2 separate regions of the Homo sapiens genome follow, and region 1 is linked to region 2. The links are chromatin contacts, found by Hi-C in ENCODE. All regions are on one chromosome and are shown on one strand. Each heading gives the region's core, a stretch centred on a gene start or an enhancer-like site at or near the end of the contact. The rest is flanking DNA. Distances are from core to core; before and after follow the strand shown.

Region 1 (5,917 bases), core at 3,402-5,901, 1.1 Mb after region 2:
CTTGCTATGAGCCAGGCACTGTGCTAAGCCCGTTCAATGCATCGTTTCATCGACTCCTCCCTGCCCGTGCAGAAGGTGTGTCAGTCAGGGAGGTCTAGGTCATGCTGCAGTAACAAATAATCCCCTAGATCTCCATAGCTTGAAATAACAAAAGTCCGCCTCTTGCTCACGCTGCAGAAGCCAGCTTGGGCTCTGCTCCATGTAGTCCTCATTCTGGGACTCAAGGCAATACATCCACCAATGTCTCAGACATTGCCTGTCACCATGGTGGAAGGAAAGAACTCTGAACCAGCAACTAAATGCTGCAGCCCAAGAAGTGAGCTGAGTGATTCTTTGCTGTCAGCTCATCAGCCAAAACGAGTCACAAACGCAACCCCCCATCCACAGGCAGGCCAGGAAGTGCTATCCCCCTGTGTGCCCAGAAGGTAAAAGTTAGAACTCACGGCCACCACAGTGGTGTTTTTATTATCCTCATCTTTACTGATGAGGAAGTTGAGGCTCAGAGAGGTTAAGTGACTTTCTCAAAGTCACACAGCTAGTGAATCATAAACCCAGGATTCCAACCCAGTTCTCTATGACTCTAGAAGCTAGCGTCTTAGCTGTTATCATTCGAAGCCCTTCAGTAGGATCTGTTTAGCCCCGCTCATGCAAAAAACACCACATTCAGTGAATCAGGCTGATGAGGTATAGCCACCCACACACCTCCAGAAAGAGGTGGATAGCCACAGACGCTTAGACTCAAGTTACACACCTAAAAGGCAGAGGCAAATACCACCTCAAAACTGACAGACTGAGTCCTGGCCAAGACATGTTTCATTTGGCCCACATGGTATTTTTTTTTCTTGAGACATAGTCTTGCTTTGTTGCCCAGGCTGGAGTGCACTGGCGCAATCTCAGCTCACTGCAGCCTCGACCTCCTGGACTCAAGCCAACCTCCCGCCTCAGCCTCCCAAGTAGCTGGGACCACACGTGTGTACCACCACGCCCTGCTAATTTTTGTATTTTTTATAGAGACAGGGTTTCACCATGTTGCCCAGGCCAGTCTCGAACTCCTGGGCTCAAGCAATTCACCTGCCTCAGCCTCCCAAAGTGTTGGGATTACAAGCATGAGCCACTGCACTTGGCTGGCCCATATAGTATTATAATTGGAATTTGTTGCCAATAATTAAAACTCAGGAGATTTCACATTTTAAAAAACCACATTCTCTTCTTAAAAAAAAATAGACGATCTGGCAACATTGGTCTGCATTCCCTTGAGGCAGTAATCAGTTCTGCAATCACAGGAAGGCAGCCTGGGCCGGAGTGCAGAGGGAGGGGGTGTCATTACCCCAGAATCCAACACACAGAATGCCACTGTCTTTAACCACAGGTCTAACGCCTCACTTTCACACTTTAACATGTTTTCATCATGGTCTTAACAATAATGGTGTTGGCCGGGCACGGTGTCTCACATCTGTAATCCCAACACTTTGGGAGGCCAAGGTGGGTGGATTAATTGAGGCCAGGAGTTCGAGACCAGCCTGGCCAACATGGTGAAATCCCATCTCTACTAAAAATACAAAAAATTAGCCAGGTGTGGTGGTGCACACCAGTAATCCTAGCTACTCGGGAGGCTGAGACACAAGAAGAATAGCTTGAACCTGGGAGGCAGAGGTTGCAGTGAGCTGAGATCATGACACTGCACTCCAGCCTGGGTGACAGAATGAGACTCTTTCTCAAAATAATAATAATAATAATGGTGCCAACAGTGTACCTTTAAAAGTGATGAACAGGTGCCACTTTGGGGAGGTAAGGCATCAGCTGTTCCCACACCCACCCCCTTGATCTCTAGCCATGCTTGTGGGTAGGGCATGCCTTTACCCTATAGCCAGTCGCACAAACTACCCTACCACTCAATGAACAAGCACCTGGCCTGTTGGGCCTATTTACACTGCCTGCCCAGTTCTGTAAGCATTTGAACTTGCCTCCACTGATCCACATGCATCCCTCCATTTAAAAAAACTAGTTTTACACAATGTACGATAACCACACTACTCCCATGTGCAAGAACGCTCATGATGTGTTTGACAGTGGCACCTGCTGGTGATGTGTGGTATTACAGCTCAGCTCCACTAGACCTTGTAAATACTTAGCTAAACTGGGTCGTGGATGTTAGGGTTTGTTCCAAGAGTGCTTTATGACACATTTGAAAATCTTCCCAAACTATTTTCAACTGAAAGTGCATAAAATGTTTTTCTTAATGATCCTCATGAGAATCTGAAATTGATGGGGCAGGAATTAGAATTCCTGTTGGACAGAAGTGGACACAGGCACAGAGGGGTCAAAGTGACTTGCCTGAGGGACACAGTGAATCCAATCTTCTTCAGCACACAGCTCTAGCTTCCAAACCCTGCCATCTGCCTAATCTCCAAGGCTGACATCATGAAGGAAACTATGTCCTTCCCTCAAACAGCTGTTACTGCCACAGACAGAGAGACCACAGGGCCAAGCACACCACAGTGCATGACCAGAGATGCCAGTGTTTAATCTCAGAGTCCCTGTTCCCTGAAATGGAAGAAATTCCTGTGGCCCAGAAAAGAACAGATGAGGCTGGTCATAGAAGCAGAGGGAAAATCCCAGAGACCAGAAGGGTGTTGCACAGTTCTGAGAAACCACTGCAGGCCCAACCACAAGCCTCAGGCTTAATACCTTCCATGCCAAGTTGTTCCAGTCCATCTGCAGAGATGTTTTCCCAGGGGAGTGGAAGTCCCATTTTGCAATGGAAGCTGAGGAGGTAAGTGAGATCTGGTTTGCAGAAACATGTGCATCATGGCCAATGTTGCTCAAACATCTGTTCCTGAAAGGGGGAAGAAAAAAAAAAGCTCCCTCTTAAAAGCCTCCCTCTGCCTCAGTCGAGGACTTCTAAATGCTATGAAGTTTGCTAGGGCTAAGGCTTCATGGCAAACGTGTTGTGAAATCTGGAAACACTCATGACTCCAGAGATATTTGGCCTTTATGCTCAGACCCTCCATCCAGCCTAGCTCCCAAGACTTCAGAGAGGAAAGTCAGAGAAACAGCCCCCACCAGGGCAGTGCACCTTATTCTTCCCTCAGCCAAACCTCCAGGCTTCTCCCTCCCAGTTCTCCTGCCCTCTCTTTCCTGTTTTGTTGTGGGTTTCGGAGATCCAAGCACTATTTTTAGACATGTTTATTCTTACTCCTCTTCTTCCCCTCCCATTCTTGACCTCTCTGGAATGAGCCTGGATGCTCCCCTGCCAGGGGCTTTTCTGGAGTGATTGGACACATGCTTGGTATGCGGGGGGCCTCTTTCTAGATGGAGCTGGGACTGGATTTGGGGGAAATGAGCCTTGCAACCTCCTTTCCTCTCCCAGGCTCCTCAGAAGCTCTAGAGCCAGGACCTGTGTGCATTCATTGCCTTTGCCTGGAAATTATGTTTCTTGAAGCTGGGTTCCCAAGTTGAGTTTCACTTGGGATAAGGGATAAGATAAAGTGGGATGCCTCAGCCAGCACCCACAGCAAGCTCTGGTTCCCAGTCAATGAGGAGGTATGCAGAGTAGCTGATAAGCATGTATGCCCCCCAACCAGTGGCCAATATTCATATCCAGACTCCGATCCTTTCCAGCCATAAGACCTTGGACAATGACCTCGCCTCTCTGTGCCTCAGTTTCCTCATCTGTAAAATGAAGATGATGATGATAACAGCACTCGCCTGGGTTATGATGAAAACTAAGTGAGCATATGCCAAGGGTTTAAAATAGTGCACGGCACTCAGAAAGATTCAATGAATGCTAGCAACAGTCTGTTCCAGGAGAGCAAGCCAGGATGCCAGAGCTGAGCTTGCCTGACTGGGCTGGGAGTGGCCGGCATTGAGATTTTCTTTTTTTTTCTTTTCTTTTCTTTTTTTTGAGACAGAGTCTCACTCTGTCGCACAGGCTGGAGTGCAGTGGCACAATCTCAGCTCACTGCAACCTCCACCTCCCGGGTTCCAGTGATTCTCCTGCCTCAGCCTACCCAGTATCTGGGATTACAGGTGCTCACCACCATGCCCAGCTAATTTTTGTATTTTTAGTAGAGACAAGGTTTCACCATGTTGGCCAGGCTGGTCTTGAACCCCTGGCCTCAGGTGATCTGCCCACCCCGGCCTCCCAAAGTGCCGGGATTAGGGGTGTGAGCCACCGCGCCTGGCCCAGTGTTGAGATTTTATATCTTCTGGGCATCTGAGGTTTGGATCAGGATTGCCCATCCCTGGGAGACCACAGCCAGCCATTTGGCCTGGACTCTGAGTTCACAAAAACACCACAAATCAGATTTTGGAGAAGATCTTGAATGTACTGTCCTAGAGCCCCACACCACCAAGATTAAAAGAACTGTGATAATTTCCCCTTTCTAAATCCTGCCCTCTCTGGACATGGTTCATTAAGAATTTTGCAAGCCTTGTAACTTCACAAAAATATATTGCATGACTATTTCATGTATGGAAGCTGTTAAATTTTTACATGTAAACATACAAGAGAACATAGTTCTTGCAGCCTTAGTTCATCAGTTTTTCATTTTTTATCTTTGCTATGTCCAGAGCCTCAAACAACAGACGTTTCCCAGCCCCTGGGACCGCCAGAGAGACCCGGGCTGCTGGGGCCTCCCTGAATCTGGGGCCGCCCTGAAGGCTGGACCCACAGCGCCCCCTGGCGGCCACAATCCGCACGTGCAGCCTCTGGCAGGCCCTGGGCAGGTCTGCAGAACTCCCCTCCCGCAACCACATCCCCAGCCTCGCTACACCCCAGATCATTTATTCATTAACTCAGCAAAGACTGATTTGCATGCATGCCCATGGACCACGAACCCCACAGAACTCGGTGCCTGCCTTCAGCAGCGTAAAGTCTAAAGAGGGAGACAGCGCGACCAATTGCTCACACACACAAAAAAGATCCACCTTGCAAATATAGCCTCACCCCTCAGCCTCCGTCTTCCCATCTGTGAAATGGTCCCCTCAAGTCTCCCTGCTGTACAGGTCACTGGATAGCTCCATGAAACATGTGCTCCCCTGAGCATCAAAAGGGGCTGCTGTTATTTGTGCTGTTGCTACGTTGGGATTCCTGGTGGTGCTTTCTCTCTCTGGCCTCTCACATTCCAGATGCCCTGGGGGTGGGTGGACCGGGATAGGGGATGAATCCGGTGTGGGTGACACAACAACCTCAGTGTCCTGACTCCTCCCTCTGCAGCCCCCACAGGGAGTTCACAGCCATTCAATCCATGCTGAGCTAAGCCCGGGTCTGCACTGGGGGATCGGGGCCCTACTTGCTCCCAGCCCCACCTTCCTGCCTCCCTCCTCAGTTAGTGGCACCTCCCTCTGGCTCACACTTGTAATCTCAGCACTTTGGGAGGCAGAGGTGGGCCGATCGCTTGAGGCCAGGAGTTCGAGACCACCCTGGGCAACATAGTGTGACTCTCTTTCTAAAATAATAATAATAATAATAATAATAATAATAATAATAATTTAAAAATTAGCCAGGTGTCCTGGCATGTGCCTGTAGACCCAGCTACTCGGGAGGCTGAGGCAGGAGGATTACTTGAGCCCAGGAGGTCGAGGCTGCAGTGAGCTATGATCGCACGACTGCACTCAAGCCTGGGTGACAGAGACCCTGTCTCAAAAACAAATGAAAATGGCCTGGCGCGGTGGCTCATGCCTGTAATCCCAACACTTTGAGAGGCCGAGGCAGGCAGATCACAAGGTCAGGAGTTCGAGACCAGCCTGGCCAACATGGTGAAATCCCGTCTCTACTAAAAATACAAAAATCAGCCATGCATGATGGCGGGCGCCTGTGATCCCAGCTACTTGTGAGGCTGAGACAGGAGAATCGCTTGAACCCAGGAGGTGGAAGTTGCAGTAAGTAGAGATTGCACCACTGCACTCCAGCCTG
Region 2 (5,767 bases), core at 289-2,788:
ATCCCAGCTACTCAGGAGGCCAAGGCAGGAGAATTGCTTGAACCCAGGAGGCGGAGGTTGCAGTGAGCCAAGATCTCGCCACTGCACTCCAGCCTGGGTGACAGAGTGAGGCTCCGTCTCTTTAAAAAAAAAAAAAAAGAAAAGAAAAAAAAGACTATCCTAAGTCCCAGAGTGTTAACAGATGACTCTCTATATACCTTTATCTCTCTTCAAGAACTCCAGCAACGTCCGGATGGCAGCCACTGCTGAGGCCATGTCAGGATCTTCTTTCATCTGAGACTTAAAGTATTCAATTAACTCTGGAAAAAGGGAAAAAAGTGATTCACCTAATTCATTTAGCAGCCTATAAGGCAAGAGAGCTTGTTAATGACTGTTGACTTTAAGAAGCAAACAATTTAAAAAATACTTTCTTTTTAGGGTATTTGGTTTCAGGGATGCAATAAATGTTGATGGGAATAGAGAAAATACCACTTTGCTGTTTGCAAGAGCTCTTTTTTATTTTGAAAAAGCTACTGGTGGCCGGGCGCGGTGGCTCACGCCTGTAATCCCAGCACTTTGGGAGTCCGAGGCGGGCGGATCACGAGGTCAGGAGATCGAGACCATCCCGGCTAAAACGGTGAAACCCCGTCTCTACTAAAAATACAAAAAATTAGCCGGGCGTAGTGGCGGGCGCCTGTAGTCCCAGCTACTTGGGAGGCTGAGGCAGGAGAATGGCGTGAACCCGGGAGGCGGAGCTTGCAGTGAGCCGAGACTGCGCCACTGCACTCCAGCCTGGGTGACAGAGCGAGACTCCGTCTCAAAAAAAAAAAAAAAAAAGCTACTGGTGTGCAAGGCCTAAAAATTAAGCCCGAGTAAATGATGATGAAAAGTCATTCTCTCTTCAGCCTCTTTGGTCCTAAAATCTGAGAGGATCCCAGAGTCAACCATCTTGCCAATTTCTCCTGCACCCCTCCAGACAGTCTATGCTAATACATGTCTATTCACATACACATATATGTTACAAATATTATACATGGAGTTCCACCCACTCCCCTTTATTTCTTTACATGAAAAGTGTATTAGTTTGCCCTTGTTTTTCACTTAATAACCATACTAGATGAGCACATCAAATATGCCTTATTCATTCTAATTTTAATGACAGATCCAACAAGGCAGGAAGGAGACTGGCACTGGGAAGGAGCGTATGTGTGGGAGGGATGCCTGCAGATACTGCCAGGGCGCATCCCTGAAAACAAGAGCAGCGCGAGGGATTTAGTTGTGACTCTGGAAACACAACCAGCGGAGCAGCCTGAAATTCAAAAGAAATCTCTTCGGGAGCTCAGCCTGGATGTGAGAGGTTGGGGGGACCCCTGAACGGCGCTGCTGTAGCCTAGCAGCCCTGGCCTGTCTTGATTTACCCTTGTCGTCCATGGCGTCCTCCTGCTGCGGAGCCCCAGGGGACCCGAGCCGCCCGCGCTGTCTCGAACGGGTCCGCCGGCCGCGCCGCCTGCGAGCCAGTCTGACAGCGCGCTGCACACCTCCGCACCCCACTTCCGGCGCACTTCCGTACCCCTCTTCCGGCGCACTCCCCGCACTCCACTTCCGCAGATTAGGGGGCTGGCACGAGTCACAGCACCTCGTGCGTCACTTGGCGGCGCCGGACGTTGGGCTGCGCAGGATTTGAGACGCTCCCCTGACCACCACTTGCTCTGCGCTGAGGTGCTGGGACAGCCATGGTTTCAGACGGTGAGGACCCTGCAGGGCGGGACTTCGACTCCGGGGCTCGGCTGTCTCGGTCCGGCTACGACTGGCCAGATGGAATGTGTCTTTTGGGCTGGATAGAATCCGTTTGGTCTTTAGAGGAGTAGCCAAGGCATTCAGTCATTCATTCAGTAAATAGTTTTGGATCGCCTCCTGTGTACAGGCATTATTTTCTGGATTTTAGCAGAGATCGTGACAGACAGGGGCCTTAGTGGAGGTTACAGTCTACTGGGTGAAACAGATGACAATAAATAAAAATAATTTCGGCCGGGTCGCACCCCGGTGGATTAGGCCTGTAATCCCAGCACTTTGGGAGGCCGAGGAGGGAGAATCGCTTGAAGCCGGGAGTTCGAGACCTGCCTGGGCAACACAGCCAGACCCCATCTCTACAAAAAAAATGAAATATTAGCCGGGCGTGGTAGCGCGTGTCTGTGGTCCCAGCTACGCGGGAGGCTGAGGCGGGAGAATCACTTGAGCCCAGGAATTCGAGGCTTCAGTGAGCTATTATGGCAGTACTGCACCCAGCATGGCCGACAGGGCATGACCTCGTCAATAAAAAATTAAAAAATAAATTATTTTTCAAAGGATGAAAAGAGCTATGAAGATGATGTAACAGTACGGTCCTAGTTACAATAGTACATTGTGACTAGGATTGAGGAGGAGCTGTTTTAGATAGGGGCCTAGGAAAAGTGCAGGATATTGAAACCGACTTGAATGATTATGTGAAGTTCTGGGGGAAGTGCACTTTAAGTGCATGGGCCCTGTGGCAGATTGAGCCACCAAGTTACACTGAGAAGGGAGAAATGGAGAGCTTGCGGGTAGAGGATGGTGGGGAGACTCATTCATACATTAAACTACCACATACAGAGTCAGATGTCTTGAAGATTTAAAAGGAGGCTAGAGGGATGAGATCAGAGAACCAGCCAGTTTCAGGTCATGCAGGGCCTTATTGGCCGTGATAGAGAAGTTGGCCTTTATTTTTAGGTGCAATACAAAGACATTGTAGAGTTTTAAGCCAGAAAGTGTTATGATCTGGTTTGCAATTTTAAAAGATCACTGTGGCTGTTGTGTGGAAAATGGACTGTGGGGAGCAAGAATAGAGATAGGGGAGTCCTTTCAGGAACTGTAATAATTGTCCATCCTCTCTTAATTGATGTGAAACCATACCACAACCCTGTGAGGGAGGCAGGCCTGGCATTGCTCCTGTCTACAAATGAGGTAGCGAACTAAAGAAGGAAATTCACAGGGTCATTGCATGTGTATAGATGCACACCTTTCTTTACAGGCAACGCTTTTTCTGTCTGGCAGACACAGTTGTATTAAGTGCTTCTGTCCTAGGTGCTTTGTTGTGTGATTTACACATTTTTTTGTTTTGTTTTTCTATTAAAAAAGAAAAAAAGTGGCTGGGCACAGTGGCTCACGCCTGTAATCCCAGCATTTTGGAAGGCCAAGGTGGGTGGATCACTTGAGGTCGGGAGTTCGAGACCAGCCTGGCCAACATGGTGAAACCCCGTCTCTGCTCAAAATACAAAAAAATTAACCGGACAAGGTGGCGCACACCTATAATCCCAGCTACTCAGGAGGCTGAGGCAGGAAAATTGCTTGAACCCAGGAGGCAGAGGTTGCAGTGAGCCAAGATCGTGCCACTGCACTCCAGCTTGGGCGACAGAGCAAGTCTCCGTCGCAAAAAAAAAAAAAAAAAAAAGGTAGAGATAAGGTCTCACTGTTTTGCCCAGGCTGGTCTCAAACTCCTGGGCTGAAGCAATCTTCCTGCCTCGACCTCCCAAAGTGTTGGGATTACAGGCGTGAGCCACTACACCAGTTCTGATTTACACACATTATTTTATCCTAGGATTAGCAAATTCCATCATTTTTTAAGAAGTCCACAGTCTTAAGTGGGCAGGACTGGGACGAGAGATCAGAAGCACAACTAACTGTAAAATAAAATAGTAAGTGCTAAGTGTCATTAGAAGAGAGAGCTGTGGGTTGTCAGAGGTGGGCAGTGGGGCAGTGAAGAGCCACAGTCTTTATAGTCAAGCAGATCTGTCTTTAGAACAGGGCTTTGGCCTTGCCACTTGTTAGCAGGCCATATGTGACTTAGGACAAGTTACTTTCATTTGCAGAATACGAATACCATATATCATATTTCAGCTAATCTAAGATAATATTGATTATGAGATGTGCCCTTATTTAATATACCATTAAGAAAGAAAAAATGCTGCTAATCTTAATGATAAAGATACCATCCAGATGTCAACAACTATTCAATGTAAAAAACAAGGGGTGGGGGTCATCTTATAATTGATGAAAAATGGCAGGAAAATGTCCTTTGCTGGGTGGTTGTCAGGGTGGAATGGGATTTTGGGATTGCAGATTCCGGTGCTTAGTGCAGAGGAGGCTGGCATTCCTTCTGCTCTGAGATAGGGGAGTCATGAAGAAGAAAGAGTTTGCGCTGGTTTGGGGCTTTGAGGAGTAATTGGGATTTGAATACACAGAAATCAAAGATGGGGTAGAGATTCTCCTAATGTAGAAGACAGGACTGCAGGAAGCAAAGTACGGAGGGAGGAAAGGCATTACTGCTCTTTGCTATTAAATGAGCATCCTAGAGCCGGGCACGGCGGCACATGCCTGTAATCCCAACACTTTAGGAGGCTGAGGTGGGAGGATCACTTGAGCCCAGGAGTTCGAGACCAGCCTAGGCAACAAAGTGAGACCCTGTCTCTACAAAAATTTAAAAATTAGCCAAGTGGCTGGGTGTGGTGGCTCATGCCTGTAATCCCAGCACTTTGGGAGGCCAAGGCGGGCAGATCACCTGAGGTCGGGAGTTCGAGACCAGCCTAACCAACGTGGAGAAACTCTGTCTCTACTGAAAATACAAAATTAGCTGGGCGTGGTGGTGCATGCCTGTAATCCCGGCTACTCAGGAGGCTGAGGCAGGAGAATCGCTTGATCCCGGGAGGCGGAGGTTGCGGTGAGCCGAGATCGCGCCATTACACTCCACCCTGGGCAACAAGAGCAAAACTCCGTCTCAAAAAAAAAAAATAATAATTAGCTGGATGTGGTAGTGCACGCCTGTTGTCCCAGCTGTGTGGGAGACTGAGACAGGAAGATCACTTGAGCCCAGGAGGTCAAGGCTGCAGTGAGCTATATTCGTGGCACTGTACTCCAACCTTGAGACCTTGTCTCAAAAATTTGTTTAAAAATACATAAATAAATAAATGAGCATCCTGGGCCTTTCATAACAGTGTATACTCACAGGTTTGTATGTCTGTCTGTCACCTCAATTAGAGTATAGTCTCTTTGAGGGGTTGGACCCAGTATCCCCAACACCTAACACTGGTAGTGTGAAAGTTTGTTGAAGGATTAATGTGTTTGGGGTGGTGCGTGCATGTAGTCCTTACTACTGGGGAGGCTGATGCAGGAGGATCACAAGCCCAGGATTTCAAGACCAGCCTGGGCAATTTATTGAGACCCCCCCATCTCTTAAAAAAAACCCAAAAAACAAAAATCCAAATGAATGATTAATGTGTTGTGGTAGCCTGTTTAGTTTAGAGAATAGAATTCCTCTTAACAGTAAAATCTTGACGTAGGAATTGCTTTTCCCTCTGTTTTTTAACTTTTTTTTTTTTTTTTGAGACAGAGTCCCACTCTGTCACCCAGGCTGGAGTGCAGTGGCAAGATCTCAGCTCACTGCAACCTCTGCCTGCCAGGTTCAAGTGATTCTCCTGCCTCAGCCTCCCGAGTAGCTGGAATTACAGGTGTGCACCACCATGCCCGGCTAATATTTTGTATTTTTAGTAGGGACGGGGTTTTGCCATATTGGCTAGGCTGGTCTTGAACTCCTGACCTCAGTGATCTGCCCACCTCAGCCTCCCAAAGGGCTGGGATGGGCGCCCAGCCTGGTTTTTTTACCTTTTAAAAAGTGACTCTTAATTACGATTGGCCTTGCTGCTACATGATTTGATGAGTACGGGCCAAATTGACAGCTACGCCTCCCTTTAATTTTTTGCTCCTGAAATTCTACCAC

The links. A loop is a pair of places that touch in the nucleus more often than their neighbours do. Pooled maps may share reads with other maps.
Region 1: a loop to region 2 is called in a pooled map, with 4 times the contacts of the local background. The contact joins the enhancer-like site here to the promoter of EIF2B1 in region 2. A Hi-C loop is called at or near these places in 2 of 37 single-sample maps with no recorded cell type and 6 of 50 pooled maps.

The regions. Positions count from the first base shown.
Region 1 is chr12:124,762,485-124,768,401 of GRCh38, forward strand. No RefSeq gene overlaps it. Among named protein-coding and RNA genes, the nearest start is that of SCARB1, 98 kb to the right of the region's middle. Within about 2 kb of position 4,652, at least 14 of the 41 ENCODE cell types and tissues checked have a DNase peak (open chromatin) inside an H3K27ac peak, as active enhancers do.
Region 2 is chr12:123,632,148-123,637,914 of GRCh38, forward strand. It overlaps EIF2B1 (eukaryotic translation initiation factor 2B subunit alpha), which reads right to left and starts at 1,539. Exons shown (of 9, transcript NM_001414.4): 1 at 1,398-1,539; 2 at 198-299. The coding sequence starts at 1,410. It overlaps GTF2H3 (general transcription factor IIH subunit 3), which reads left to right and starts at 1,682. Exons shown (of 13, transcript NM_001516.5): 1 at 1,682-1,725. The coding sequence starts at 1,713. RefSeq lists an enhancer at 1,566-1,755.